3 separate regions of the Homo sapiens genome follow, and regions 2 and 3 are each linked to region 1. Evidence: chromatin loops called from intact Hi-C (ENCODE). Cell type or tissue: GM12878. All regions are shown on one strand. Links, peaks and the distances in the headings refer to the core of each region. The heading gives the core; the rest is flanking DNA.

Region 1 (10,922 bases), core at 2,061-10,060:
AGATAAGTAAATTCCCAGTGACATTCCTTTTTAATGATAAGTAGTGCCTAAATTTTGTTAACCTCATGAGGCTTTTGCAGCACTTGGGACTTGGTCTGTCCAGAAGCCTCAAGAACTGCTCATCTAACATGTTTTCCTCCACTTTTCTTTGGTCACCAGCCAAAGTGCTGGCCCCTGATCAGCTCACCCTCATTTCTCTCATCTCTGTCCTATTCTGGGACACCCATTCCTTAACACCCATCATTCTTTTTACTACCAATGCTTGCCTTTTATTCTAGAACCCTTATCTATCACCTAGCATCTACCCTACACTGCCAATCTATTCACAGATGGGTTCTTCTACTCCCTTCTAAATAGCATGCAAGCTAAAACTTTTTATTCCCTCTTACTTAACTATAGAACCCCAAAATTAAGTAGCAGCATTATGCTTTAACTCTCCACTGCTGTATTCAGATCATTATTTGATGATTATAACAATACCTACCTCCTCTGAGATGCCTGTTATCCTCTATCCACCCTTACTGATATTATCTGAAGACTTCCTTATCCATCACCTTTTTTTGATTTGTTTGTTTTTGAGATGGAGTCTCGCTCTGTCGCCCAGGCTGGAGTGCAATGGTGCAATCTTGGATCACTGCTACTTCCACCTCACGGGTTCAAGCAATTCTCTTGTCTCAGCCTCCCATGCAGCTGGGACTACAGGCACATACCACCACGTCTGGATACTTTTTGTATTTTTAGTAGAGACAGGGTTCCACCATATTGGTCAAGCTGGTCTCAAACTCCTGACCTCAGGTGATCCACCGGCCTCAGCCTCCCAAAGTGCTGGGATTACAGGCGTCAGCCACCGAGCCTGACTCCCATCTCCACTGTAATGGACTTAGCTCTTTCCTGTCCTACCTAGGATAACATTTCATTTAACTTCTCTCTTGCAGTAATGCCCATTGCCCATGTCTTTTTGATTTTTGGTTGTATCTGACCTACTAACATTCCAAAGTCAATCGATCCACACATTTTTTTCACTGCACTTGTAGCTACCCCACTGGGTACTGCTGAAGGAAATTTTAGGAAATTTCACAAAACTGTGGATTGCTGTGCTAATAACTTATGGTTTCCAAACTCAATTGAGTCCTTTATGATTCTTAAAACTTATGTTCAAAATTAAATTCATTTTAATTCCTGAAGCCTGCTATTGCTTCTGTGTCACCTGTCTTGGCAAATGGCATCACCCTTGAAACCAAAGGCAAAATCCAGATGTTATCCTAGACCTCTTGTTTTTCATCACCACCTTTATAACTAATAATTTATTAAAAACACTGAATTCTATTATCTTAGCAGCTTTGTTTTGTTAAAGCAAATTTAAGATATCTCATTTCACCTGCAAACACTTCAGCATGGATCTTTATCTGATACCATTTTTAAAGAAAACATCTTGGCATTATCATACCTAACAAAATACTTTCCTTAATGTCATCTAATACCTAGTTCACATTTCATTTTCACCCTTAATAACATTTAATTGACTGTCTAATTTATTTTTTATAGTTTGTTTGACCAGTCAAAATTCAAGTGATTTTGTGTTTTGTCTTACTATATCTTGACCTCTTGCATGCTTTTTTTTTTTTTTACAACAGTCCCCCTCATTCTTTTTATCTTCTACGCTATTGATTTGTTGGAGAAACCAGGTCCTGATAAACATTGTCCTCAAATGTCTCACATTCTGGATTTTACTGATCCAGTAAAATCGTGCTGTTTATTCTACTATCTATGTTCCTCTATTCCCTATAAACTGATTTGATTAAATGCAGTATAATTTTTTTCTAAGTAAGAAATTTTAATATGTGATGCTCTGTACTGACTATCGCCCCAGTTTTAGATCTCCTGAGCTCGATCAGTAGGTTCAAGTGGTGTCAGTCTAATTACTTCATTACAAGATTTTCCATAAAATTTCACCCAATGGTGTTAGCATCTATTATTGAAAGCTACCTAAATGTTTTTACTAAGGGTTGAATAATGGTGAATCTATAATTATATTATTTATCCTGAATTTTTTAACTTGAATTCTTCTATAGAGAAAAACTTTTCCTTATCACTTATTTGGTTACCTTGAAATAAATTCCTGCAGAAATACAAAATAAATATTTTTTTCATTTATAGAAAATTTGAAGCCAGAAACACAAAAGAGTGTAGAGATTATACCAAATTATTTTTCAGAGTAGTTGTATCATTTTGTATCCATGAGAAATACTGCATAAGTGATCTGGTTATCCCTCATCCTCACCAACACAAGATATTAACAAACTGTTCTTTCCCACTGTAGTGAGTTATAAATGATCTCTCAATGTGGTTTTCATTTTTATTTACTTGATTATTTATTAGATTGGGTATCTTTTATTGGCTGTTCAGATTTTCTTTCTGTGAAGTACCTATTAAGATTTTTCCCTGTTATTTCAAGTGAGCTATTCTTTTTCTTGCAAATTATAAGATTCGTTTTATTTATTTTTGGATATTGATTAATCCTTTGCCTCTTATGTGTATTTCAAAATATCATCTCTCTGTGTGTAGTTCTTCTTCTTTTTTTTTTTTCATTGATTTTGATGGTCAGAAATCAGAAGTTCTGATAGTCATCTTAATGCATTTTAAACTTTACCTCTGCAGTTTGTGCTTTTGTATTTTGTTTAATAAACCCCATCCTTTTTGGAAGTCATAAATATACTGTCTTATAGGATATTATAGTTTTGCTTTTGATTTTATATCTTTAACTGCCCAGTATTAATATAGCATATGGTAGTTAGGCAGTTGTTATTAGGGGAAAAAGTCCCTTAGGTGTATGAAGTTCCATACTTAGTTTGATTCAGAACTAAAGCCAAAATTTAAAATTAAATATTTCATAAAGTCTCTATATCCTTACCTTTTAGCATGGTCTTTTATTCTATGCAGAGACAAACATTTTGTGGCTATGATTAGAATCTGGTCTTGCATTTTTACTGTGGAAAATATAAATGTCAATAGACAGCTGCTACTATTATGAAATGTAGCAGTAGAAAGGGCCCTGACCAAACTGGCAATCTTTTCAATTCAGCTTCCATCTTAACTATGTCTTTAAGATTCAGTACTTTCTTTTTGACACACTTGTGAGTAATTATAAGTGGATAGCAGGTTACAATTTCAAGTTCCTTCACACTTCCCTGTTGATATGGGCATGACAAGCATTATTCTTACCATCAGAGAGAGGAAAAGATAAAGAGTAAACCACTTACTAAAGTTCATAAGTGAAACACTGATGAGACAGGACAAGTTCTTCAGCATTCTAATTCACTGTTCACCTCTAGAACACTATTCCTGGTTTAAGCTTTTATATCCCAAGGACAACTGTACCATGTAGAATCACTTATAAGCTCCGCATATATTTGCATACATTTCCATGTTTATGCATGTGTTGAACAAAGATCTAAGGCTTGCCTATAGAGCTCTACCCATCCCTCAGATAGGATAATCAAGAGGAAATGAAAAACTTTTCTTTGTGTTTCTTTTTAGAGCTTCCATGAAATATTCATACCCTTGACCAGAAAATGACCTTAAATACTAAAGCTTTGAAAGGTATTATTGTCAAATTTCCCTTGAAGTCCCATTGTCTGTTTTATTAAAATGTTTAACGTTCCAAGCCCCTGAAGTTAGAATTATATGCACTTATCCTGTGCTTAAGTGCATTCTTCTGAAAGCATTCTGGTAACATATTGGCTGATTCTCAAGTTTAAAAAGGAAAAAATAAAGCAGTAAATGAACCCAGGGTTTCTACAAATAGTATTAAAATATTGCCTATTTTTAAAGTTATTAATGCTTTTCCAAATTCGAATATGGTGATTGTTCATTAGAATATTAGTTTAGTCTGTTCAGCAGATATTCACTGAATTTGAAAGAGGGGGAAATACTTTGAGCGAAAACCTACTAACTAAAGGAGACTTGCCGCAACTACCTAGCTCCTTGATACGCAAAGTATAGTCCATGAACCCACAGTGAAGCATCTCAGGTTCTCTTCCAACCACTGAGTTAGAATTAGTATATTAACATGATCCTCAATATTTCCATATGCTTATTTGTCTTAGTTTGTGCTGCTATAACAAAATACCACAGACTGTGTAATTTATAAACAATAGAAATTTATTTATCATGGTTTTGGAGGCTGGAAAATCCAAGACCAAGGTGCTGGCAGAATTGCCATTTGGTGAGGCCTCCTTTCTGCTTCCAAGATGGTGCCAGAAAAGGGCTTAAACTAGTTCCCTCCAATTTCTTTATAAGGCACTAATCCATTTCTGAGGCAGAAGTATCATGACTTAATCACTTTCCAAAAGCCCTACCACTTAATACACCAGTTTTAACATAAATTTTGGAGGGGACACATTCAAACCATAGCAATATTAAATTTTGAGAAGCATGCCCTAGACTGGTGCTCTCTAGTAGGGTAGCTACTACCCGCATATGGCCACCGAGTACTTGATGTATGGTTAACCTTGAATTAAGATGTACTGTGAGTGTAAAATGCACACTTGATTCTGAAGACTTCTCATAAAAATATAAAATGTCTTATTAGTAATTATTATTTCATGTTAAAATAATAATGTGATAGATATTTTGAGTTATAAAATACATTATTAAAATAATTTTACCTATTTCTTTTTATTTGTTTTTAATGCGACTACTAGAAAATTCAAAAATACATCTGTGGTTCACATTGCTGGCTCATATCGTATTATATCTCCATTAAGCAACACTCTTCTGGTCTACTTGTCCCCAACCCAGAGGCTCAATCTCACCCCAATCTTTAGAACCAGTACTAATCTTAGATAGGTATGATGTAAAAAGCCAGAAACCAGAGATCAGCAATTAGTCATTGGACCAGATCTGCCTGCAGAATTGTTTATTTGGCCTGCACAATTGTATGTAAAATTGTGTCAATGTTTCAGAAACAAAAAATTTCCCACAAAATATCTTGGACTTGAAATTTTCTTTAAACTTATAAGATCTCTCATCTTGCCGGGCGCGGTGGCTCACGCCTGTAATCCCAGCACTTTGGGAGGCCGAGGCGGGTGGATCACAAGGTCAAGAGTTCGAGACCACCCTGGCCAACATGGTGAAACCCCGTCTCTACTAAAAATACAAAAAAAAATTAGCTGGCCATGGTGGCAGGTGCCTGTAATCCCAGCTACTTGGGAGGCTGAGGCAGGAGAATCGCTTGAACCTGGGAGGCGGAGGTTGCGGTGAGCCAAGATCGCGCCATTGCACTCCAGCCTGGGCAAAAAGAGTGAAACTCTGTCTCAAAAAAAAAAAAAAAAAAGATCTCTCATCTCAACTGTCATCCAGAATTAAACTGCAGCTGCTTCCTCAGATGGGGCATATTTTTACTAGATTAACACAGACTTCACTAACCACATATAGTGATACCACCATCACCCTTGAGTTACTCATGCATAGTACCTGCTAGCTTCTTTTAGGCATTTGAGTTTGTGACTTCTGGTTTAAACTGCTATCTTAGATTCTAGAGGTCATATTTTCTGTTAGCCTAGTCATGATATTCTTTGCTCACCCACTACGTGTGAGTTTATTTCAGCCCTTGGTCTCCCTCAGGTTGTTCCATACCGTGGTTACAAGGTTGAACTGCGTCAGTCTGAGATGATTATGATGATGATTTAAAAACAATGATGATGTTAACTGAGCACTTACTGTGCATAGTACTAATTAATAACTAAAGCACTGTACTAAATAATTTATATATTACATATTATATATAAATATTATATATTACATTTATAAATATTATATTATATATAATATTTCATTTTCTCTTTACAACAACCTTATAGGTTAGGGACCTGATATGGTTTGGCTGTGTCACCACCCAAATCTCATCTTGAATTGTAATCCATATAATCCTCACATGTCACGGGAGGGACCTGATGGAAGGTAATTGAATCATGGGGGCAGTTTTCTCCATACTGTTCTCAGGATAGTGAGTGAGTTCTCACAAGATCTGATGGTTTTATAAGCAACTGGCATTTCCCCTGCTGGCACTCATTCTCTCTCCTGCTTTCCTGGGAAGAGGTGCCTTCTGCCATGATTGTAAGTTTCCTGAGGCCTCCCCAGCCATGTGGAACTGTAAGTTAATTAGACCTCTTTTCTTTATAAACTTCCCAGTCTTGGGTGTTTCCTTATAGCAATATAATAATGGACTAATACAAGACCTTTTTCACATTTTAACACTTAAAAAACCTGTATCATTAAAGTGTTAGCTGGCTTAACCAAAGTTATATACAGACACATACATATGTACAACCAGAAATCCAGGACCAAACAGAGATCACTGCCATTATTTTTTTTAATTCAGTACATTATTCCATTTAAGACTTTGACATGTAAAGATGTCACTTTTGACCTCAAATCCATATCCCAATCCTTCCCAGGTCATATTTTTTTTTGTCAGAAGTGTGTCTCCTGTGACAAGACCTAATTTAGGAATATTTTTCAGAACTTTAAGCAATCCTGCTGTCCACAGTTAAGACTAGGAAATTTTGGCCATCCTGTACCCACCCTTGCCACTTCCTTCTTTCATTGAGCTTGGCAGAAAACACCCCTTTGTACTTAACCAGGCTTTCATTTTCAGTCACTGTGAGTAAGAATTATAGTGTCCCCACAGCTTTGTGTGTGGAAGAGCTCTGAACAGAATTAAAAGTGACCTGTAATTGTGGTTTCAGCCTAAAAGTCTTTAGGGAAACATTGGCCCTGACTTGTTGAACCTCAGTTATGTCCCAGGATACTTTTAGAATCTACTCATATCCTCTGAACTGTGGTTCAAAAAAATTTTGTAATATCTACTTGGAATTCTTTTACAGATAAATTTAATTTTCCAATACTTAACTCATTTTAGCTTCTCTTTATTCCAAGCTAAATATTAAGTACTGTCTCTCATGGAAAATTCAGAAATAGAGCAGAGATCCCAAAAGCCATATACTGTGCATATAACCCATAAACTAGGACTAACAATTCCTACTGAATCCTTACTAGAGTATCTGTCTGTGTCATCTAATGACAGAAATTATTCATGCACAGTTTGGTCCATTGCTTTAAAAGAAAAAGTCAGAATCCCAGAGCAATCACTTGGTAGTTTCTTTAGTTGTCTAGAATGTGTTTCCTTGAAGATTGTGTCTCTGGATAAACCTTAAGTGAATAATTAGAGATCTCACAAAACCTCTAGTTTATTGACACTGACTGTGGTTAAGACAGGATTACTCTACATAAGATTTTTTCCAACTTTTTAAAATTTTTGGTCAAAAATACACAACATAAAATTTCAGTTTAACCGTTTAAAGTGTACAGTTGAGTGACATTAAATACATTCAAATTTTTGTGCAACTTTTTCAACTTTTTATTATTAATTTTTTTTAAGTTTTGGAAAAGTTCAAAGAATAGTACAATGAAGGCTAATATACTCACAACCTAGACAAAACAATTGTTAACATTTTTCCAAACTTGCTTCAATTCTCTTTTGGTATTTTGGTGTGTGTTTATTTGTGTCTATGTTTGTACTATTTGAAAGTAGCTTACAGATTTCACCTTAAAATATTTCATCTTGCGTCTCATGAGTATAAGGACATCCTCCTACATAACATCACCATTATTTTAGATAAAAATTCATAATTATTTTCTACTGTCATCTAATGTTTAGCTCATATTTAAATTTTCTTAAGTATGTCCAAAATGTATTATAGCTACTTGTGTGAATCATCATTCAATGTATAAAAATTACATTGCTTGTGTCTCTTTACTGTCCTTTTCTTTAAAAGAGCACCTCTCTCCATACTTCCCAGCCAAATATTCTTTTCTTTGTGATGACATTGACGTTTTAAAAACACAGGACCCTTGTCTTTTAGATTGTTCCACATTCTGAACTTGTCTGATTGTTTCCTTGTGGTAATATCTGACTCATTTCTCTTATCTGTGTATTTTCTTTATACTGGGAGATAACTCTAAAGGCTTCATTTTGTTCAGTATAAATATTTCTTTTAGACAAGAACTTCTCCATTACATATTGCATCATATCAGGAAGCACCTAATGTCAAGTTGTCTCATTATCAGTGATGCTCAGTTTGACCTGTTGGTTAAAGAAGACTTGCTATATCATTCCTCTAAAAAGATATATTTTCCTTTTTTAACAAAATTTAATACCTAAACTAGTATGAAATAACTTTTGTGTATTTATGTAAGCCTACTTGTTTTTCTGTTTTTTTCTTTAAAATTTACATTTTACAAGAAAGTATATTAGTAGCAAATTAACTTTGCTTTCCACAGTTATTTTCATTTAATTTTCTAAATTAGAAGAAAGGATAGTACTTGTGAAAACAGAATTTAAGTAGAGTTAAAGCTGTAAGTGGAGCTTGCAGGAATTGTACACAACTTTCAATGTAGAAATAAGCTATGCACCAAAATTAAATTGTTTATTGTTTAGAACTCAGAATCATTTTCCTTGAGATATTGTCTTATCAGAGATAGTTTGTCAGGTCATGTCACAAATTTTCAAACCCATTATTTCCATGGAAAACTTAATTTTATTTTATGTGGCAAAAATAAACTTGAGGACATTAAATAAATATTTCTACTGTCCTATAGCTTCCCTATCTCATCTCTTATGATGACTGTATCATTTGGGTTAATAAAAGAAATAAGGATGCACCATGATCATTATTCTTTAGATAACATTTCCATGGGCACCACACAATAAAATCACTAAGGTAAATGATGCTTCAGGGGACACATTTCACCCTCTGGGGCATCAGGAAATATCAGTTCCTATTCTTGGAGTACATGTAACTCAGTATATTTCAGGAAGAATTTGTGCAGTGGTCCAACATTAGCAACTTCAGTAGCCCTATAAGTCTAGTGATAATTGGAAATCTAAAATCTAGAGATGCTTAAGTACAAACCCCACAAATGAAGAGAGAAATAATTAGCTTGCTTATGGACAACAGGGTAGATGTAACAAAAATGGGACTAGATCTTAGGTCTCCTAATCCCTAGTCCAATTTTTTTTTAACATTCCAGCATGCTGTATATTTATCTATTCTTTGATTGCCTGACCATTACACATTAGAAGAATTACATGTTAATTTAGCTGTAGAAGTGACAGTATAATGTTAACTTGTTGGTTACTTGGATCTAAAAATCTCATCTCTGTATTTTCATTTGTTTTTAACACTCGGCATTTTTACTTTCAATCGAAATTTATGTTTAATTTTTATTTATTTTTTACATATTATTTTTAAAGAGTGTGAGTGAAGCAGATAAGCCCTCAAGATGTGTAATTTTAATTAATGAACATACTTTACAATCTGTTAACATGTGTATGCACCACTGTGCCAAAATTTAATGAAATGGGTTAATGGCACTTATTAAAGTTGTTCGGCTTCTCTAGTCATAACACAGAATTCAACCTTTTCCTCCATTTCTTATATTCAAATAAATAAAGTGATAAATGAGTCTAAGCATGAAAAGTCAAGTCAGTCAGAATGCCTACATACCTTCTTATTATTTCCTATAATCTGTCTTTACTATCATTCATGCATTTGGAGGTCTACAAAGTCAGACCTTTGGGATTCTATTGTTTAAATTCCAGGATAAACTGAGTACCAAAGTCCTTTGACTGTGATGCACTGTCAAGAAAGTTCAGAAAATGAACATAAAAAATGAAGAATGGGAAAAAGAAATGAGGAAAGAAAGGAGAAACAGGAGGAGGGAAGCGGGGAGAAAGGGGGGGAGAGAATCTATTCAAACAAGAAAGGAAGGAGGGAAGAGAGGATGGAAATGGCTTGAAGTTCATGAAAACACCTCCAAATTAGGAAGTCTTCTTGAATGCCTTTTGTATAAATACATGAAATGAGTTCATTTAAATAAGAATTATTGCTTTGAGAGAAGGTGGGGGAATGTCAGCAAGACAGAAAAGTAGAAAGCCATAGCTTTTATTTCTCCAGAAAAAAAAAATGTCAATATAACAACAGTATTAGTACCAAAATATTTTGAGGAGAAATTCAGAATGCGGTTAAGAAATATAATCGTCCAGGTGTAGTGGCTCACGCCTGTAATCCCAGCACTTTGGGAGGCCGAGGCGAGCAGATCACAAGGTCAGGAATTTGAGACCAGCCTGGCCAATATGGTGAAATTCCATCTCTACTAAAAAAAAATTAGCCAGATGTGGTGGTGGGTGCCTGTAGTCTCAGCTACTTGGGAGGCTGAGGCAGGAGAATCACTTGAACCCAGGAGGCGGAGGTTGCAGTGCGCCAAGATCACACCACCGTACTCCAGGCTAGGTGACAGAGCGAGACTCCGTCTCAAAAAATAAAATAAAATAAAATAAAATAAAATTAAATTAAATTAAAATTTTAAAAAGATGAAATTTTACTTTATCCATGTGGGTTCTTCCCCAAAACAATCTTAGTTTAACACTGAGAAGCTTGCCTTAGTACATGATTTCTCCTATAGTGGGGAAAGTGAGATTGCAGTGTGTGCCTGGCCACCTAGCCTCCTGCCTTTGCAGGGTGCCCTTCTTGCAGCTGGATTCTTTTTGGCCTCGTACTGAGCACTGAACCACCTGTAGATGCCAGTCCTCTAAACAACTAGAAATAAAGGAAAGAGAAGAGAATTCCCTCACAGCCAGCATTGCTATTCAAGATAAGGAAAAGGCACAGAACTGAGGTTGTATCTCTAGGAGGAAAGGAAGAAAGTGAAGGGAATTCTATTGCAGGCATTTCAGAACCCTCTATGGAGTGAGGTTCTTTCTCATCTCATACTAAATGCTGAAGGACTGGCAGAGCCCAGTTCCAAGGAAAGGGGAGGGCAGCCCCTAACAGCTCTGTGAGATTGGAAATAAGGTGCAT
Region 2 (10,922 bases), core at 1,133-9,132, 510 kb before region 1:
CATCTGGTAGAATTCAGCTGTGAATTAATCTGATCCTGGGCTTTTTTGGTTGGTAGGCTATTTATTACTGACTCAATTTCAGAACTCATTATTGGTCTGTTCAAGGATTCAAGTTCTTCCTGGTTCAGTCTGGGGAGTGTTTATTTGTCCATTAATTTACCCATTTCATCTAGATTTTCTAGTTTATGTGCATAGAGGTGTTCATAATATTCTCTGATGTTTGTTTATATTTATCTGGGGTTGGTGGTTTTATCCCCCTGTTGTTTCTGATTGTGTTTATTTGAACCTTCTCTCTTTTCTTCTTCATTAGTCTAGCTAGTGGCCTATTTTATCAATTTTTTCAAGAAACCCAGCTTCTGTATTTGTTGATCTTTTGAATTTTTTTTGTGTGTCTCAATCTCCTTCAATTCAGTTCTAATTTTGGTTATTTCTTGTCTTCTGCTAGCTTGCTTTGGGATTTGTTTTCTCTTGATCCTCTTGTTCTTTTAATTGTAATATTAGGTTGTTAACTTTAAATTTTTCCAACTTTTTGATATGGGCATTTAGTGCTATAAATTTCCCTCTTGACACTGTCTTAGTTGTGTCCCAGAGATTCTAGCATATTGTACCTTTGTTCTCTTTAGTTTTAAAGAGCTTCTTGATGTCTGCCTTAATTTCATTATTTACTGAAAAGTCATTCAGGAGCAGATTATTCAGTTTTCCTGTAATTTATGGTTTTGATTGAATTTTTTAGTTTTGATTTCTAGTTTGATTGTGCTTTGGTCCAAGATATTGTTTGTTATAATTTCAGTTATTTTGCATTTGCTGAGGAGTGTTTTACTTCTCATTATGTGGTCGATTTCAGAATATGTGACAGGTGGCAGTGAGAAGAACATACGTTCTGTTATTTTGGGGTAGAGAGTAGATATTTATCAGTTCCACTTGATTTAATGCTGAGTTTGGGTCCTGAATATCTTTGATAATTTTCTGTCTCGATGATCTGTTTAATATTGTCATAGGGTGTTAAAATCTCCCACTATTATTGTGTGGGAGTCTAAGTCTCTTTGAAGGTCTCTAAGAACTTGCTTTGTGAATCTGGGTGCGCCTGTCTTGTGTGCACATATATTTCGGATAGTTAAATCTTGTTGAACTCTTTCCCATTACTTAATGCCCTTCTTTGTCTTTTTTTAATCTTTGTTGGTTTAGAGTCTGTTTTGTCAGAAACTATGATTGCAACCCCTGCTTTTTTCTATTTTCCATTTGCTGGTAGATTTTTCTCCATTCCTTTATTTTGAGCCTATGTGTGTAATTGCTTGTGAGATTGATCTCTTGAAGACAGCAATGAGTTTTTGTTCTTTATCTGGCTTGCCACTCTATGTCTTCTAATCGGACCTTTTAGCCCATTTACATTCAGAGTTAGTATTGATATGTGTGGATTTGATCCTGTCACCACAGTTTTAGCTAGTTATTTTGCAGACTTGTTTATGTTGTTGCTTCATAGTGTCACTAGTCTGTGTACTTCAGTGTGTTTTTGTAGTGGCTGGTAATGGTCTTTCCTTTCCATATTTATTGCTTCCTTTAGGAGCTTTTATAAATCAGGTCTGGTTGTAACAAATTCCGTCAGCATCTGCTTGTCTGAAAAGGATCTTATTTCTCCTTTGTTTATGAAGCTTGGTTTGGCCAAATATGAAATTCTGGTTTGGATTTTCTTTTCTTTAAGAATGTTGAATATTGGCCCCCAATCTTTTCTGGCTTGTAGAGTTTCTGCTGAAAGGTCTGCTGTTAGTCTGATAGATTTACCTTTATAGGTGATCTGACGCTTCTCTCTAGCTGCCCTTAACAGTTTTTCTTTCATTTTAATCTTGGAGAATCTGATGATTATGTATCTTGGAGATGATCTTCTTGTGAAGTACCTTACTGGGGTTCTCTGCATTTTCTGAATTTTAAAATTGTCCCCTCTATCTAGATTGGAGAATTTCTTTGATGATATCCTGAAATACATTTTCCAAGTTGCTTCCATTCTCCCCATCTCTTTCAGGGACACCAATGAGTCCATAGATTCCATCTCTTTACCCAATCCTAGATTTCTCAGAGGTTTTGTTAATTCCTTTCCATTCTTTTCTCTCTATTCTTGTCTGACTGTCTTATTTCAGAAAGCCAGTTTTCAAGCTCTGAGATTCTTCCCTGCACTTGGTCTATTCTGCTATTAATACTTGTGATTACATAATGAAATTCTCATATTGTGTGTTTCAGCTCAATCAGGTTAGTTACATTCTTTTCTCTACTGTCTACTTTGTCTGTCAGCACCTGCATTGTTTTATCATGATTTTTAGCTTCTGTGCATTGGGTTTCAATATACTTCTGTAACTTCAATTATCTTTGTTCCTATCCGTATTCTGAATTCTATTTCTGTCATTTCCGCCATCTCAGTCCTGTTCACAACCCTTGCTGGAGAAGTGATGTGGTCATTAAGAGGAAAGAAGGCACTCTGGCTTTTTAAGTTTTCATCATTCTTGTGCTGATTCTTTCACACCCTTGTGGGCTTATGTACTTTCAATTTTTGAGGTTTCTGACCTTGGAATGGGTTTTATTTTTCTTTTATCCTATTTGATGACTTTGAGGGTTTGGCTATGGTATAAAGTGGATCCAGCTGACTGGCTTCATTTCTGGGAGATTTTAGGGGGCCAGTGCTTAACTGCCAACTCCTGGACTGTGTGCTCTAAGTCTGGGGGACTTGTATTGGCCCCTGACTTTATTCTCTTGCTCCTTGAGGTTTGGAATCCACTGAACTGGGGGAGGAGGGTGAGGTTTGGCAACCACAGCAGAGTGGTAGCAGGTGCTGAGGTGCCTGCCTCTCTGCAGGCACTCACCACAGTGACAGAGGCAATGCAGCTGGAGGGGGAGTGAGCCCCTCCTGAAGACTGTGCTGGAGGCGGTATTGGCTTGAGGAAGGTATGCTGGTGGGTACACGTCTAGGTGCCTTCTCTCTGCTCTGCAAGCAGGAGTCATGATACTACTTTTGTTTAAAGAAATCCAACACACCCACACACGTCAGGAGCAAGGATTGACAGCCTATACCCCAAGATGTCAGTGATTATCTCTGAGTGATAAGATCATAGTGATATATGATGTGGATGATATGTTTGTCGTATATCTTTAGGTTTTCCACAACAATAATGTATTACTATTGTAAGTAGAAATAGATAAAATGAACTTAGTAACACTCATTTAGTTGATAGGTAAGTGGCCAGCCACTAGCCTTCTGATTGTTATAGGTTTCAAGTTTCTGAATCCTAGGGCAGATAATGTAAAAAGGATATGGAATTTTTAAAAAACAAACTTTCCAGTGGACCTGTAGATTTTATTTTCCAATTCAAGTCCATCTACCTTATATTTGGTGGAAAATTCTTCTGGATTCTGTTTGAGACCTGCCAAGCCTTAGAGTTTGTCACTGAGACTTTGTCTTTCTTTGTGGCCCTTACATACATTATTTTGGGGGTTGGGAAAAAGTTGTGTTCGAATATGCAAGTCAAGATTCCATTTTAAGCCAAATCCCCCAAGCAAGGCTCAGATTCCTCAGATAACCTTGGGCATTGTACTTCCTTTGGGCTAGTAGCTTTGCTCTTAACTAGGATATTTCAAGACATGCAAGAAATACGTTGTCATAATGGACAGATGACTCATGATTCCATCAGTTTAGGGTATGATAATGGTAAGTGAGGCAATCAATATCGACTTTCAGTTTATTTTCTCAATAGATCATGCCATTTCTTGCAAAATAGTTTAGCATTGGTGAGTCCAGAATTATCCAAATGATTTTGTGTAACCCAGGTAAAGCACACAGGGATACAAAATTCACTCAGTATTCAAAATAAATATAGCAAATTGTAAGTAATCTTTATTATGCAAAATTCTATGTTTGACCACAAGGAATTTATATTCCTACAGAAGAGTCCCACAACCTCACTGAGCTGAAGTCCTTTCTACAAATTCACTTTCAGTAATGTATTTAAGAAAATTCTTACTCAAATGATCTCACTTTTGTAAATTAATCCCCAAATCTGCATTGGTATTTCTATTAAAGATTAATTCCACTAGGTGGAGATATTTGCTCAGTTTTGTGGTTCACACTAAAGGATACTGGAATAGAGAAATCTATTAAACAAGGGAGTGTCTCAGAAACAAGAATAATAGCCTTGGGCCTTCCAAGACCTGTTGCTTTGCATTGTAATCATTTGGCAAATGTATACACATTGCTTTGTGGAGTTTAGTATTTGTTTTTAATGATTATAAAAGTGGCAGGTTTCTAGGCTTACAGTATATAATTTTTTATTTTGTTTGAATACTTACAACTTTAACCACTATGGTTTGAATAGACTGTTAACTAGACATCTTAAGTTTTCTCCTTTAACTGTTAGACAGTTCTTGCATTCAACAGCGATATAGTAATTAAGTCTTCATAATAATAAAATAGATTCTGTTTTCACTATGTTTTAGATATTTTATTTTTAATTAAAATGATAATGGCCACTATTAATATATAAATACTGTTGTTGAATACTTTAATCTTTATACTAATAACTTTATGAAAAATGGTACCTTGTCAAATCATGGGGAAACAATTTTTTTAAGTATACCATGCAACTGACAAAGATGTATGCGATAATTCTTAAAGTAAGAAAAGTGTAAGGCCTAAAATACTGGGAAGTTTTTTTTTTTTTCAATTTGAAATTTTTTTGTGGTGATCTGGGTTTCTACTTTTCTGTTTTTATTGGTACCAACATTATATGGAAACAATCTTCATAGTTAAGTAAGAAATTCATCTGCTCCTCTTTATTTTGTATTTGAAGTTATAATATTCTGTGCCATCGGTTAATTGACTTCAAGGAAGTAAGGCTCTAAAACAATGAGCTCTCTCAAAGCAGCTTGGTTCTTTTTTTTTTTTGCCATTGGTTTTTAAAATGTCTTTTGTGTATGAGTACCATTGTCTCTATTTTTATTGTTTTAAAGATACTCTATTAATTACCTACAGCTGTTCTCATAAATTGATTAAAAACACAACAGACTTTTGTCCTCTAATCCCTTAGAGAAAAATTAGCAATTGACATTTTTTTTTCATCTTAAATATATGGGAAAGGGAAGACCAAATCAGATGTGTATAAATGTATTATTAGAAAAATTCTAGTTTTTTTATATCTAATAGATCATGTCTAGTTTTTAAATACATTTAATTTTTCATTTAAAGCAATTGCTTGGTATACATTGCAGATGTAAGATATAAGTAAGTAAGTAAAAATAGTATGTCTCATTTGCCCACTCACCTAACAACTGATTTTCTCTCTAGGATGAAACCCTGGCCCGCCAGTTGGTGGAGCTAGGCTACCGAGGGACTGGAGAGAGAGTGAAAAGGGAAGATTTTGAAGCAAGGAAAGCGGCTATAGAGATTGCAAGACTGGCTGAAAGAGCTCAGCAAAAGTAAGTGTCCATGTTCCAAATCCAGATTTTATGTTATATTCTAGACCTCTGGAGTAATTCAATTTCGTTTGCATTGTTTAATTTAGAAGCACTGGGTGGAGCAGGTAAAACTTGGAATATCCTAAGCATTTGTTCTGCAGATGAGGAACTGAAGCAACTGTAATATGCTTGCACTAAAGCCACATGCAACTTCAAGCTACTAATTTGAAATATACATACCAAAATATGGTCATCATACCAATAAAGTCTTGTTAAAAAGTAACTTGATATTATTGGTTTTATACATTTATATACTAAAAATATGAATGACTTTTGCCTTAGAATTCTTTGTACTTTGAGGTCTGTAAATCTTTAGTATCATTTATGTTCTCACATTTTTCTAAGCATTAATTCATTCAACTTTTTAATCACTAACTTTTGTTTATATGCCTAATTTATATATGTTAGTATATAATATGTGGTTATATTAAACATAAATGTAATGAAATATGTTAAAACATATGATGAAAGAGATATATTCCTAAAGTGAACTGCATCAAACTTGTAAGGCAATTTTATAAAGACCTAACTAGTTGACAAATTAATAACCTATTTCATTTTTAAAAGTGGATCATTAAAGTATAAATGTTGGGGAGGATAATTACTTAGAAATCAGTATACTATCATTGGATAACATCTTTAAAATTACCCAGTAATTATGAGCATAAACTTCCCATGTACACATTATAAACAATAACATTTGGTAGTGGAATGTGCTTTGGTCTTGGGAATATGCAATTAGAAGTGGCCATTCTAATGGTAATTGTGTTTCAGAACCATAGTATACTGAAGTTTAACATACTGATATTTGGGAATATATTAGTTTTCTATTGCTGCCATAACACGTTATTACAAATTTGATGACTTAAAATAACACATTTCTGGCCAGGCGTGGTGGCTCACGCCTGTAATCCCAGTACTTTGGGAGGCAGAGGCGGGCAGATCAAGAGGTCAGGAGATCAAGACCATCCTGGCTAACACAGCAAAACCCTGTCTCTACTAAAAATACAAAAAATTAGCTGGCGTGGTGGTGGGAGCCTGTAGTCCCAGTTACTCAGGAGGCTGAGGCAGGAGAATGACGTGAACCCGGGAGGCGGAGCTTGCAGTGAGCCAAGATCGCGCCACTGCACTCCAGCCTGGGCAACAGAGCGAGACTCCGTCTCAAAACACACACACACACACACACACACACACATTTCTTTGTTCATTGTTCTGTCCATACAGTGTGGCTCGGCCAAGCCCTCTGTATAGTATATCACAAGGTTGAAATCCTGGTGTAGGCTGGATGGCATTCTTGTCTTGAGGTTCTGAGGATGCAACTGCCTCCATGTTCAGTTTGGTTGGCCAAATTCAATTCCTTATGATTATACGGCTGAGTTCTCCAGTTCCTTGGTTGTCATTTGGGGGCTGGTCTTTGCTCCTAGAAGCTGTTCATGTTTCTTTTTAAGCTTTCCCACTCCCTCCAGCAACAGTGGGTCAAGACCCTTTTACCCTTCAGATTTCTCCAACTTCCTCTTCAGAAGGTTCTTTCCTGACTCTGGTCCAAGAAATATCTCTCCTTTTAAGGACTTATGTGATTACACTGTGCCCATCTAATGATCCAGGATAATCTCCCTGTTTTAAAGTCAATAATATTTATTATATCATCAGCAAAGGCCCTTTGTTTGTTATTTCTTCAACTTTTATTTTAAGTTCAGGGGTATGTGTGCAGGATGTGCAGGTTTGTTATAGGTAAACATGTGCCATGGTGGTTTGTTGCACAGGTCATCCCATCACCTAGGTATTAAGCCCAGCATCTATTAGCTATTCTTCCTGATGCTCTTGCTTCAACCAAGCCCCACTTTGACAGGCTCACTGTGTGTCATTCCCCTCCATGTGTCCTGTCTATGTGTTCTCATCATTCAGCTCCCGCTTGGAGGTGAGAACATGCAGTGTTTGGTTTTCTGCTCCTGTGTAAGTTTGCTGAGGAAAACGGCTTCCAGCTCCATCCATGTTCCTGCAAAGGACATCATCTCATTCTTTTTATGGCTGCATAGTATTCCATGGTATATATGTACCATATTTTCTTTTTTCAGTCTATCATTGATGAGCATTTGGGTTGATTCATGTCTTTGTTATTGTGAACAGTGCTGCAATGAACATGTACATGCATGTATCTTTATAATAGAATGATTTATATTCCTTTGGGTATATACTCAGTGTTGGAATTACTGGGTCAAATGCTATTTCTGTCTCTAGGTCTTTGAAGAATTGGCAAACAATGGTTGAATAATTTACACTCCCACCAACAGTGTAAAAGTGTTCCTTTTTCTCCACAACCTTGCCAACATCTGTTGTTTTTTGACTTTTTAATAATCACCATTCTGACTGGCATGAGATGGTATCTCATTGTGGTTTTGATTTGCCTTTCTCTAATGATCAGTGACGTTGAGCTTTTTCTTATATGTTTGTTGGCCGCATGTATGTCTTCTTTTGAAAAGTGTCTGTTCATGAAGCAAAGGACCTTTTGGTATGTAATGCAACATATTCACAGTTCTTAAGATTAGAGAATGGATATCCTTAATCCCATTAATGTGAGAAAGGGGCATTCTGCTTATCACAGGTAATTTATATAAAATCTCAGGAATTTACCGAACATAGTTATTCACTATCAACTTCTATTCTTGGAAAATTGAAATGAGGCTAGTTTTCTGTGTACAATGTAATGTTTGAAATGTGTCTTATGTAAAACATCAGGGAGAGTCTTTTCTTTTTGTGAGAATCAGTCAATGTCTATCAGTCAGAAGCAGAAGTGGAAATATTTTTGTGAGATTTTACAAGGAATTCCTGTAAATTCACATGCAATTTTATGAGTGATATAAGCTATTTCATATCAAGACGAGTTATTCATGTTTAAAGTCTAAGTTCTATTGACATCACATGTCCATTTTGTGTTTGAGGATCAAAGTAGGTATTTCCTCTATGCAATAGTCTCTTTAACTGGTCAGAGCTGGAAGTCATCAGGCTACTTATGAGCCAGTTTTGGGAGACTAATCCCCATTCAGAGCTGCTAGAATTTGAAGGCCCTTTCATCTGCAGATCTTCTCTGGTTGCCTTTGTAATGGGATGGGTACCATATGTTGCCTTTTGCCCCATGTGGTAGTCCATTCCCTTCCAGGTTCATTTAGTGTTGTTGACAGCAGGGCCAGCAGATGGTGTCCTAGAGCCAAATATGTCCTGTGCCTATATTTGTTGGAGGATCACTTTGAAAATATGCATGAACATCTGACTGCCAGCCAGCTGGCAACTTGGAAACACTTGGTTCCACTATCAGATCATCTTACATTAACTTCTTTAATATGCAGGTGAGCAACTCCAAGTAGGTCACAATTCTTTGGTCTAGCAATCATAGAGCACCTATTTCGAGAAGTGCTGGTATCTAGGAGTATGTTAATTACTCACAATAGCTTCACAGGGGAAAAAGTCTGGAGAGATGAAAGTTAAAGATATCAGGAAGGTATATTTTGATTAGGGATGTTCAAGAAGAAGGCAAAAATGCTAAAAAAATATTTTGGGCTTCTATTCAGTCTTTCACAAATTAGACAACCATAGTGCATTAGGCTCTGTGCTGTAGGCTCTGGGAATACAATAGAAAACAAGACTTAGTTCTCACCCTCAAGAAGCTTGAAGACTAGAGAAATGAAAGGCATTACATTGTTGGTGGGAATGGAAAATGGAAAACAGTTTGGCAGGTCTTCAAAAAATTCAACGTAGAGTTACTATATGACCCAGCAATTCTACCAAACACATATTCAAGGGAATTGAAAAACCTAAGTCCACTTAAAAACTCATATACAAATGTCAGTAGCAGTATTATTCATAGTAGTTAAAAGGTAGAAATTGTCCAACCCATCAACTGATGAATGGATAAAAAATTTGGTACCTAAGTGTAATAAAATACTATTCAGTCATCAAAAGGTATAAAGTAGTGTTACATGCAACAACATGAAAAACCTTAACACATTAGGGTAAGCAAAGGAGGCTAGAAAAAAAAGACTACTTACTGCATGATACCATTTATATAAAATGTCCAGTATCAGTAAATCTATAGAGACAAGTAGATTCATGGTTTCCAAGGACTGGATGGAAGGGAGATTGGACAATGACTGCTAATGAATATGAGGTTTCTTCTTGGTGTGATAATATGTGTAAATAGACATTGGTGATAATTGCATAACTTTGTAAATATACTAAAATCTATTGACTTGTGCACCTTAAAAGTGTGAATTTATAGTATGTGATTTAAATTTCAGTTCAAAAAGACAATTGCAATGGAAGATGATAAATGCAATCGTAAGTACTGTGGCAACATTTTGAAGTAATACAAAGTCAAGATTTGTGAGGGGACGTGAAGAATAAGAAAAGTTCTTCTTAATGTTTGACCACTAAATTGATTCTTAAAGGCTCAATTAGAGTTAATCAGGCAAAGAGTGGTGTGAGTGAACACATCCATTTTGCCTCAATCTTATGATAAACTCCCCTTATTCACAAATTATTTTCTTTACTTCTTTGTCTTAATTTGTACCTGTTCCTTCACTAAGGCCCTTTTTTCTCCAAAAACTATACCAACTAGAGGCACCCATTTCAACATTTACTGGGTTGGTATCCAAGGTGATGATGTGGGGCAGGGTCGGGGGGATAGAGTCGATTCTTCATTCTCCTAGCTTTCTCGTCCTTTGCTTCAAAATCATCTCTGCTCCACTATTATATAAACATCTCTGATTTCTTCTCCACTGAGATTCATTCCACTGGTTATAGTAGCCATAAGACAGAAGCTGTAGAGGTTGGAAGAAGGGATGGGAGTAATTTAGCTGATACCCATTTGTCAGGACAGGGAATTCTCTCCCCCAGGGACTGGCCATGGTTTTCTTGCATAAGTGCCAGATAATTTCTATTTATAGTGAGAAGTTCAGCTGATTGCCATGTGGTGGAGAGATGGAACTTCAATATTCGTGACACACATTGACTATTGTGTTCCTAGAGCCTAGTCAGTAGTTACAACTGAGTCATCCCTCAGGCTGGATACTTGCCTGGATGAGCTTGTAAGATCATCAGTTTTTCACTTTGGGTCACCTTATCTTATTGGGAAATGAATTCACCCCTCTTAAAACTGGTTCTGAGATAATGACCTTATTTTGCTAGAGCATGGTATCTGAAATGCAGATGATCGGAATAAGTGGTAGCCCTGATGGATTCTGTCATTGTACTGGTTAGCTATTGCCATCTTCTTGGAAGACTATTAGATAAGTCTTTGGGAATTACTGTAAGGATTCACTTGATAGGAGTCTCAGATGCTGTATATACATGGATCCCTATGATCTTTTTGTACTTGATGAAGAGGATTTCTATGGTGATTTAGAGTAGGGCTCTTGTACCCTTTATTCTCAAGT
Region 3 (10,922 bases), core at 1,500-9,499, 270 kb before region 1:
AGGCATGCACTTGTTTTTATAAGAATAAAATATTTGTATGTCTCCTATTTAATAACATTGTCATGGTAGCTTTTGTTCTTTATTTTTCTTTAAATTTTCCTATTGGGAAATAATTTCAAACTATAGGAAAGATACAAGAATAATACAAAGAATACCTGTATATGCTTTAGTCAGATTTACCTAGTATTGCCTATTATTTTTATTAACACTTAAGTTTTTTTTTTAACAGTCTGAGTTTTTTAACAAAAGTTAGTCATTCTGCATTGTTTTCTATTGGTTTAGAGGCAGCATATCTGTCTCCTACAGCTTTTGGGGTAGGACAGCTTCTGCCTGACCATGAAAGTCCTCTTAGGGCAATAGGGACCAGCTTGCCTTTCTTTTGCATTCCTATGAGAGGCCACATCACTTGCTGTCTGAAGAGTCAATGAAGCTCTTAACTATTGTAGCTGATGAATACATTTTTAAAATTAATAAAGGTGTGGGCAAACAAGTCAGTGGTGGTATGTATTGTAAAAGTGAAAACCTCATTCTCCAATCATATGTCCCTTTCTCCAAGAGTCTCTTATAAGTCTTTTCAGAAATACTCTGAGTATAGTATGTACAAAGGTATATAGCCATAGCTAGGCTGGGCGTGGTGGCTCACGCTTGTAATCCCAGTGCTTTGGGAGGCCAAGGCGGGTGGATCACAAGGTCAGGAGTTCGAAACCAGCCTAGCCAACATGGTGAAACCCCGTCTCTACTAAAAATATAAAAAATTAGCTGGGATGGTGGCAGGCGCCTGTAATCCCAGCTACTCGGGGGGCTGAGGCAGGAGAATCGCTTGAACCTGGGAAGCAGAGGTTGCAGTGTGCCAAGACCCTGCCATTGCACTCCAGCCTGGGCAACAGAGCGAGAATCTGTTTTTTTAAAAAAAAGATATGTAGCCATAGCTACAGTAATAGGTATATAGATACAAAGAGATGTACATTTGTTTCTTAAAGATATAAACACATAACTCCTTTTCCATATTAGAAATAATGGTATTAGACTCTACACGTGCTCTTCCATGGCTTGCTCTTTTCATATAACAACATACCTGAATTAGTTTGTGATATAAGTTCATACAAATGTGCTTCAGTCTTTTTAAAGGTTGAATAATATTTCATTGTATGGGTATGCCATAATTTTTAAATCTACACTCTAAATTATATGCTTTTTAAAAAAAAATTTCACGGATAAAAAAACTAAGATTTTTATTTTTCTTTTGTGAGTGATTTCCTGTAAGATAAATTTCCAGCAGGCTACTTTTGCATTTAAATTGGGATAATAACTTTGATATAATCATCATTTGACTTTTCTTGTCTTTGATGCATTCAGTAATGTTTGCAGAAGGAAGGAAGGGAGAGAGGAAGGAAGAAGAAAAGAAAGTCAGGTAGGCTAGTTTTTAGGGAACAGTGGTTCCTTACATGAGTGAAAGAGGACAGGGACCTTCTAGTCAAGATTATGATCAAATTTTCTTACCAATTTTCTATTGTGAACATTTTATGTCTTTCAGAGGGCAGCTGGAGTATTACTTTCTCAGGAAGAGTATAGCAAATAGAATATTAAATAATATTTTTATTGTATGGTCCTGTGATACCCTAAACTTCTTCATCGCACCTGAAATTTTTCTCGGTATCTATCTCCTTAGATAGACAAGAAACAATAAGTACTATAGAGTCTTGTTGGTTCATGTATTCTCTACTTCATAAGGATATCGAGATGCTCTGCCTTTCTTAAAAGCAAAAAGTAGAGGGTGGAGAAACAGAGAAAGTGGAAGAGACATCAGTGAGACAGAGAGAGACCATGAGAGAGAGAAAGTAAGAAAAAGAACAAGGAATGGAGAAGGGAGGAAATGAGGGAGGCAAGAAGGTGATGACGCCAGGGGTTAGAGCTGTAAACATTAGAGAATTAGGGAAAAAATGAATTGTAAGACAGAAAAAAAAGAGAAAACACCAAGATATAAGAATTCAACATTTTCCTACTTCAGAAACCAGAGAAACATTGTGTTATTTTCCATAAAGTCAAAGAAGTCGACAGTGATCGCTCAGCTTCTGGCTGCAGACTGAAAGCTATGTGTGTTGGAAGGGCATGATTCAGAATAAAAAGGATTGTTTCGAGGGCTTGTATTATAATTTAAGTTGTGCAAGGAGAACTGGGAAATGTGTCACTGCAAAGGTGAAATACTTGCTTTCCATTTCTTAATGCTGTGGGAATAGAAATGTAATTATGGTCATGAATCTTTCATAGTGGGGCCAACTTGGAAATTACATTGAACTGGGAGCCTATGTATTGTAACAATGTGAAGGTTACATGAAGTAGTTTTGCCTAATTTTATTTTAGATTAGAATGTAGTGTAGTGGAGACATTTAGAAAGCATTTCGTAGCCAAAGTTTCTTTTTCAATTTTACTACTTTACAATTTTATATACAAATATATGTGTGTGTATATATACACACATACTTATCTGTACAGTTATAATATATGGGGATATTCATGTTAGAGATATGAGCTATCTAATTTTTTTTTACCATTCACAAGTGTTGTCGAGACTAAGTAATTAGGAAATAGATAACTGATTCCAACAGTACCAGAGGGTGGGGTTCAAGCTATACTTTAGATAGGAGATTTGTTAACATGTGGAATACACCTCAGTTGGATTTCCCCTTTTAATTTGTTTAAGCTAAATCAACAGGAGACTGATGCTGCTCATATCTTGAAGAAGCAACTGGCAGTAAGTACTGCTTATGGAAAAGTTTCCTTTACAAGTTAGAAAAACATTTTGGCTTCATCCTACATATATACTCCACTCCAAGGGCTATTGCTACTGTTTTCCGAATTACTCACCAGCTTGATGAATGACAGTCACAAGTAGTGCTTTTATTGCAATGTACAGATGTTGATATTTTCCAGAATTTTTTTAGGGTAAATGGCTCTCATTTTGAAAAAAAGCGCATTGTAGATTTAATGAAGGAACTTAGGTTTTCACTTAAAAAATCCATACAACTCTTATATTTTAAAATCTTATTTTTTAAAGAAAGTTTGTTTAAAGAACCTGTTGTCTTTGGCATTGATAGAAAGCAGATGTTACCAATGGGATGAAGCCAGGAGGTTTAATGAGTAATAATAGAGTTAGAAACAGAATAATCATGTTAAGGGTCAGAAATGGGTTAGAATTCTTGTGTAAAACTGGGTAAAGCTTACACGATGCATGTGTGTGTGTGTGTGTGTGTGTGTGTGTATGTGCACAGAGAAAGAGGGGATGATTAAAAGGAGAAGAATAAAGAAAATGTTAGATGAAAACATTTCATGATAAAATACAATTCTAAAAATAACTTGAGATTGCCTACATTTAACTTTATTTTATTGGGTATTTTATATTCACATAGTGTTTGAGACTGTTAAGTCAAGGTTATAACTCAATATAAAGGAATGTATGGATGAATTTTTTGGAAAAGTTTCCAAGGGCTTTAGTATACATATATTTGCTACTTGAGTACTTTCCTGTGTTCAGAAATGTAAAATGCTTTAAAAAAATAAGTATATGTTGGGTTAAATAATGTGACTTTGTAAACAGGAATATTGCCTTGTGTGTAATTACACTAGCAAAACTTCCAGTTAAGTCAAAATAATATTCCCAGTTATTAGGAGCTTCTTTCTGTGATATTATTTAGTTATGCTAAAGAATCTTGATAACTATGTCATGCTGTTCCTACAAATATTTCCAAGGTAGGAAACTATGCAGTGAGAGAAGGAAGCTATTTGGTAGAAGAAGGATATATTTTTTGAAATGTTTCAAGGTTGGTTTATAGGGTTTATTTATTAAAGTGTAAAGGTTATTTAGATATGTCTCTTTATGTTGGATTTTTATCAACAGAATATTTATTTAATATCATATAATTTTAAGTAGTCCAGAGTAATCAACGTTAATGTTATTTTTTATTTCTTGTTTATATTTATAAAAGGCCAAAGTAATAATGGAACATATGATTTTTTTCATGGCACAATTAATGTGTACCACTTTTCCTATTTTTTGTTTATTTAACATTTGTGGAATTTCTTAAAATTGCTATTTTATGTGTAACTGTTTTGGTAGTTCTCTAGTAATACATAGTTTGTCTATATTTGCATGTTTATATGCTATATTCTATAAGTTTTTGTGCTCATATTCCTGTGCCTACTAATGAATTTTGTCCAGGAAAATAATAATTGTGTTTGAATAGTCTATAAATGACCCTCAAAATGATAGAGTGAAAAGAAGCTAAAAATTCTAGACTATGTTTGAACCAACCAAATGCACTTTAATAGGCCTATCCTTATCCAGATTATATCTGGGCATAATTTTACCCACAGGATGTTTTTAAAGACTTTTAAAAAGGCTGAATAATGCTTATTAGTGTCTATAGATTTGCAGAGAATTTGCTTACTTATTTTATTTTTATGCTTTATAAGGTAGTTCTAAGTAATTTATTAATTGAAGAGATTCTGGTTCCTCCTTGTGTCTCTTCTTTCTGATCACTTTAATAATCCTTTTAATTTGATAAATGCTCTAAAAAAAATGACACTAGTGAAGTGTGGACAGAAATGAGAGTCTGCTCTCTGTTCTTAGAAGACAGCACACTGATTTCCCTGGAGTGAATATTGCTGAACCCAGCAGCACTTCCAGTGTCCCCCAACCCCTAACCTGGACTTAGTACTGAAGTGGTAAAAATATTCACATTTAAGAAAGCAAGAGCAAAATCTAACAAAACGGTATGCAAATTTAGTACCTACAGAGAAATAGCCACTTCTCATTTTTGTCTCCCATTCTATCTTCTGTCTTTCCTAGGTCACTGTCACATTCTTTCTCAGGTTATAGTAATTCATACTTTATCTTCTCTATTTTACAACCTTAATTTTCTGAAATTCAGTTTCTTAGCTCAGCACCTTAAAAATAATAGTACAGAATGTATATTAGTTTAGTTAGTGCCATTTAAAGAACTTTTTAAAAAAAGTTTTCATCAAAATGGACCTAAAGCTAAAAAGTCCTTTGGGACATTATTTCTGATACCATAAAATCTACAAAGTTCCTTTCTAGATGCAAACCCATCGATTCTATTCAATGATAATAATAAAGGCTCTTTTATACCCAGATGGCTATCTCAAATCTTGTTATCAGCCCTCCAACTTAGTTGTAGGAGGGTTTCATCAGTCATGGTTATATTGCTCTGGGTGGCTGATAACCATTGTGCTATTATTAGTTGGGTGATGAGCTGGTCACCCTGTAAGTTTCTTTAAGTTGTTCTATCAGCCCTCCAAAAGTAAGTGCAAATAAACGGGTTCCAAACCCCTTTAGAGCACACTGTAAATCTTTGTAACTTCATGGCCAAATGGTAAACCGCAGGACCACATGACTCAATTCCCTTGAGACAGTCATGTTATTCCTGTCAGACTTTTCTTCCCTCATTCATCAGCTGGAAGCTTTCATCTCCTTTTAAAGTCATGGCCTTTCAAGTAGGGGTGAAATTACACCTGTCAGTAATAAATGTTCTCAGTGCTCTCCATCATTCTGTCTTTTCACAAAAGATATTAAAAGGAAGCATAGCTTATTCCACATTTTAACACCATGTTTTTTTCTTTCTCCACTTTTAGATACCTTCCTGTTATGTAATTGTTGAGCAAAGTTTTAAAATATTCACTAAATCAGGGGACATGTGGGAATGCTGGGCAAATTAGCTTCCATGTGAACTATACATTATATTCAATAACTACATTAAACTTATTTGACAGAATGATTTAACTGTATACACAATCTACAACGGCAATCTAAATGTGCCCTTTAGCACACTTGTTCTGTTTATTTTTTCTAAGTTACACTCTGATAACTTTGTGGTTGCCCATAATACCATACAGCAGGTGCACCTGTGTAGCCACCATTTTATTTACATAGAGAACAAAGTTAATGTTTTATCAAATCCAGACCACACCTGCATTGGGACACTTGTAGGAAGCAGGGTTCAAATCAAAATTGCAATTTGCTTTTAGCCTGATATTTGAACTCCACTGAGCAAACTCTTTTGAGTTCTCTTGGACGTTTTGAGGATTCGGCTCTTAACTCCCTGTTAACTGAAGGATGAAATGGGAGCTGGAAGACTGAATATGTTACCTGAAAACCCTGTCACTCACTATTGTAGGTCTTGACTCAAGAATAACTGAATTGTGTCATTACAGCCTACACCATACACTGTCCCAAGCAGAGAATTCTTCAAGTACAAGTGTATTTGGCTTGATATACCTGATTATGAGGGCAAATATTTTTGTAAATTTTCTAATGCTGAACCAGATTAATGAATAAATGCTGTGTGAAATTCACAAATCGTCGATGATGGTCATGCTCTAAAGCTTTGTTGTTTTGTTTTATTTTATCCCTTATAGGGACAGTATGTGCCATTTTTTTTTTGTAGATTAGTGATACTGCAAAGAATCCATACAAACACATAACCTCCCACAATTATTAGCAAACCATCGTGTTTTATTTTTTCCAGAACACAAAGGAAGTATATAATTTCTCTATTTTTATACCCCATTTCTTACATTCTGTCTTTTCTTATCTCCTTCCTCTTCAGGAGAAAAATAAAATAGTAAACTGAAAAACAGACCCTAAAACTCAGTGAGAGGGATAGATTGCCTCAATTTGTCACTAAACTAAAAAAAATTATCTCAAAGCACAATGCTGATTTAATTTCTCTGGAAATGATTACACATTTATCATTAGAGTTTTTTTCTATCAAATGGGTTCTGACATATTATTAGAGTTTGAGACAAAATCTGTAGTATCTATTTCAAGCCTAATCAACTATTAACATCATTTGCAGAAACATCCCATCCATATATAGGGCTGAAAATGAATTACTATTATTTAACATTATGTTTTGTGAAATCTCTGTAACTGTATAAAATGATTTGAGAAGGTGAATTGTCCCTATTTGTTTACCCAAACTATCCTTTTATTAAATAATTTTCTGTGGTTTAATTTAAACTATTTCAATAATACTCACACCTTAAATAGAGATTGAACTTAACACCCTCAACTCTGAATTAAGTACATAGTTTGAAATTAATTAAGTAGCTCAGAATGCCTTTGAACTCTGAATTAGGTACATAGTTTTAAATTAATTAAGTAGTTCAAACCCTAATATTGTGGCCTTGGGCACTCACTTTCATTTAGCACGTGGTTCTTAACAAGTTTGATTGTCTGTTTTAGTCACCTTCTAAAGATAAAAAACATTAAGCTGAAAGAACCAAGTATAGCAGTGAGAATTGCAAGACTAACAGCCTAGGACAGAAAGGAAAAGTAATGATGAAGTGCTGGACATGTTATGAGGCTCTTTCATATGCATTTACACATTTGATTCCCCATAATCCTACATGAGATATGCAACTTATTTCACAAATAAGTAAGCAAGGCATGGGGAGCTATGCAATTTCCCCAAGGCTAGTAAGTGGCAGATTTGAGATATTAACTCAAGATATTTTATCTTAACTCAGTGGTAAATGTCATAAGTCACCTATACCAGTTTAAATATTTTCTAGTATATTTGGTTTGTGCAGGAAGTAGAAAATTCATTTTAGAAAGAGTCCATAGAAATGCTAAAATATACAGAGCTTTGACACCTGAAGTTTTTGGTGTCACATCTTTTGTGGAACCTCTCATTTTCTAAGGATAATTAATACATTATTTTACTGAATGATTTAACTCTAAAACTGATGTAGTACGTATGTTAATTCAAATAGATTTAAATCATTCAACTCAATTTATTATAAACAAAAATTACTTTATTTCTTTCATTATCTCTTCAGATCTAGGTTACATGCATAATGTCAATTAAGACAAATAGAAACACTTTTTCCTCCCTGAACCTATCTCCTTCACCAAAATTTCAGCTGACTTTTATGTTTTATTGCTATGCATGCATACCACATAGCAGTGTTCTACAAAATGCAGTCCATCTGTCACTTGCATCAGAATCACCTATGTTGATTTTGTAGAAAGCTGACCAGTGAATTAGGTCATCTGGTATTCAGGCTTAGGCTCATTAAAGTTTGAAACCCACTGCCTTTCAGTTTAACATCATTTCCCTGTGCACTTTAAGATGGTCCTGCTCTACAACTGACTGTATTTCACAATTCATTTGTACTTGCAAAGACTAATGCTTGACCAAAACACTGTTAGCTGAGACAAAAATGATGGAGAAAACATACATCTCTCTTCAGTTTATAACTCTGATAACTCTTCGCTATTCCTTATACCTTTGCTACAGAAAGGCAGGCAGGCACATGTTTGATTCATTTTCTCCAGTTTATTTAATGTATTATTATTGTTTTCCAATTAGTATAAAGTTGGGTTTTGTTATTTGGAACTGTAGTTTGTGAGCACCTGCTTTGTCTGTTAAGGACACTTCCAGTTTTGTATTCCCCTTTTCATTTCTGTATACATAACAAGTCACCTATTTTCAAGTGATATTTACTCCAACAGAATGTTGTCAGTTTGCACTGAAATAATGCTATTTTTTTCTATCCTAATGGAAACAGTTTTGATTAAAATTAACGGCTACTTAGAATATTTTAAGTCTTCAAGGAGTGATTCAAAACAAATAGAAAATATGTTCCTGAAAGTGTCCTAAGAGGTGAATTTGTGTGACTAATAATGACCTTGATCCCCATAGCTGTATATTTAATGGAGATGACAAACAGTCCATACTAGTGGTGAGGCACTAACTTTAAACTAAGGCACTTCTATTGAAAAGGAGCTCTTGATCTAATAGGCATCACAAATACTGTCGTTAGAGAAGATGGCTCGGATTTGATTTGCAAGGCGGGAAAGCACCAAGAGCAGGCACTCTGCGGGGGCAGCATGTGCGGCGGGTGTAGTCAGAGGCCTGCCTGCCTCCTAAAAGGTTGGGAGCAAAGTTAATGTAGTTTGGTTGACAGAGAAATTAGAAGACTTGGGACAATGCTTTTTCATTCCTTTCCCTCTTTTGTTTCTTAAGTTGACAGATTAAGTACTAACAATTGCTTGCAATATGGCTCTTTCTGAATGTGGTTACAAGTCTTGAATTTCAATGAATTAATCTCATTTATTAAACATTTTGTAAAAACAATGCTTACACATGTTGTTTAAATGTTGTTTGAAGTTGAAATGTTTTGAAATGGTATCTGAACAGCAGAGAAAAACACAATTTTAATGTCAACATACAAGAGACACCTTTGGTTGCATTTACACCAAAACATTGTAAATTATTATATTTAATTATAGCTCCTGGTTTCCCATTTTTTCACAGATACACTTAAATGTTTATCAGCTAATTATATGTTAAATACCATGTGATATTATGGATTTCCTCAGTGGTAACATGTCTTAAAACTTCATTCATATTTTAATGATGTATTTTATTTGAAAATTTCTATATTTTATTACATTAACTCTTTATGGCCCTCTATGCAGCCACTAACTTTTGACTAATATTGAGAACTACAGCTGCTAATATTTACTAGTCTGAGCAAATTAGTTTAGTAGACTTTAGGAACTCTGATTTGAGCTTAGGGAACTGCAAACAATCAGAGTGCAGAATTTAGAAATCGCCGGCTATCTACTGGTCAAATATTGTTCATTGGCTAGGTAAACAGTGATATGGAAGTTAACTTGTACAAGTGCAAAGTAAATAACAATGTATTTACTTTTTCTAATATTTGTGTCTATGTATAAGAAATGGGTTGTTGGAAGTCATACTTATTTACAAAGTAAAGCTTTAAAAATATTTTAATACTTTATTGTAGTGTATCTACTTTGGATTAGAAAGCTTACATCATCGATTCACTCTAAGGTAGGCTTGCAGGCATCTTTCTTTCTTTTTTTTTTTCAGAAGCAAGGTCTTGCTTTGTCACCCAGGCTGGAGTTCAGTGGCATGATCATAGCTCACTGCAGCCTCAAACTCCTCCTGGGTTCAAGTGATCCTCCTTTACTCAGCCTTCCAAGTAGCTGGGATCCCAGGTGTGAACCACCATGCCCTGCTTAGGCATACATCTTGATACTTTTAGCAAGATAGTTAAGAAGTAATTTATAAATTACTTCTAAATAGGATCCTTCCCTATTTCATTCAGCAACCTCTGCAAGCCCTTTCAGAGAAATTGAGGCACTTCTATTAAAAGTAACCACATTATTGATTGTGGCCCAAGAGTGAAATGGGCTTCTGGCCCTCAATACCTCCTTCAAAGTATTATACCTTGCAGGGGCAGTCACTCTCACCTCCGTTCATTCCTTCAGCTTTTAGGAATAGGTAATTGACCCTACTTTCCTATATTAATACTCAGTTACTAACTCACTCTAAGAAAACAGAACTCTCTCCTCTCAACTGGTCAATATAACCTCAGATGTCTGAGCATTAACTTCACCTAAAAATTTAACAAATATTACATTTAATTGTATCACAGGCTGTTTCCATGTAAGTTTTTGCTTCTGTCTTCCCAACTCAACTGTAAAGTTTCACCTGTGTATCTATGGTGCCTAGGACTGGAAGCAGGCCCATGTGACTCTTCCTTGTGATCCCAGGCCTTCTGTTTGCTCCAAAATATGCAAAATAGATAATTTTTGAAGCTGAACTTATTGGCTGTGTATGCTAATACTTCATATAAAAGACTTCAAAAGAACTATAAAGTTTTGTATATACATATAAACTTTTATATACACGCGTGTACTTTTATATGTGTAATTTTTATACATATAAGTATATATTATGTATTATAAATATGCATATATACATAAATAATACCCCCAAACTGAAAGGGCTGTAGAGATCATCTAGTCCCAACTTTATTTTACAGATGAAAAAAAACAAACTGAGTGAGGAAAAGTGACTTTCCCAAGT

Evidence for each region. Peaks named below come from ENCODE experiments on the same cell type or tissue, not always from the same donor. Only the 100,000 strongest peaks of a DNase experiment are listed, where the experiment ranks them.
Region 2: it touches region 1 in a loop (2.7-fold over the local background); 2 of 110 quality-filtered maps call a loop at or near these places.
Region 3: a loop joins it to region 1, with 3 times the contacts of the local background. A loop is called at or near these places in 3 of 110 quality-filtered maps.

The regions. Positions count from the first base shown.
Region 1 is chr4:80,870,348-80,881,269 of GRCh38, forward strand. The region is part of intron 4 of CFAP299 (cilia and flagella associated protein 299); the gene reads left to right. Among named protein-coding and RNA genes, the nearest start is that of BMP3, 150 kb to the right of the region's middle. In GM12878, for the core only: no CTCF peak of the experiment used is centred there; DNase peaks (open chromatin) are centred at 5,484 and 6,654; H3K27ac peaks cover 2,114 bases.
Region 2 is chr4:80,357,431-80,368,352 of GRCh38, forward strand. CFAP299 (cilia and flagella associated protein 299) reads left to right here. Exons shown (of 6, transcript NM_152770.3): 2 at 5,324-5,454. Among named protein-coding and RNA genes, the nearest start is that of CFAP299, 27 kb to the left of the region's middle. In GM12878, for the core only: CTCF peaks have their summits at 5,349 (motif pointing right) and 8,684 (motif pointing right); DNase peaks (open chromatin) are centred at 5,397 and 8,731.
Region 3 is chr4:80,605,632-80,616,553 of GRCh38, forward strand. All of the region lies in intron 3 of CFAP299 (cilia and flagella associated protein 299), which reads left to right. Among named protein-coding and RNA genes, the nearest start is that of CFAP299, 280 kb to the left of the region's middle. In GM12878, for the core only: no CTCF peak of the experiment used is centred there; DNase peaks (open chromatin) are centred at 5,400 and 5,910.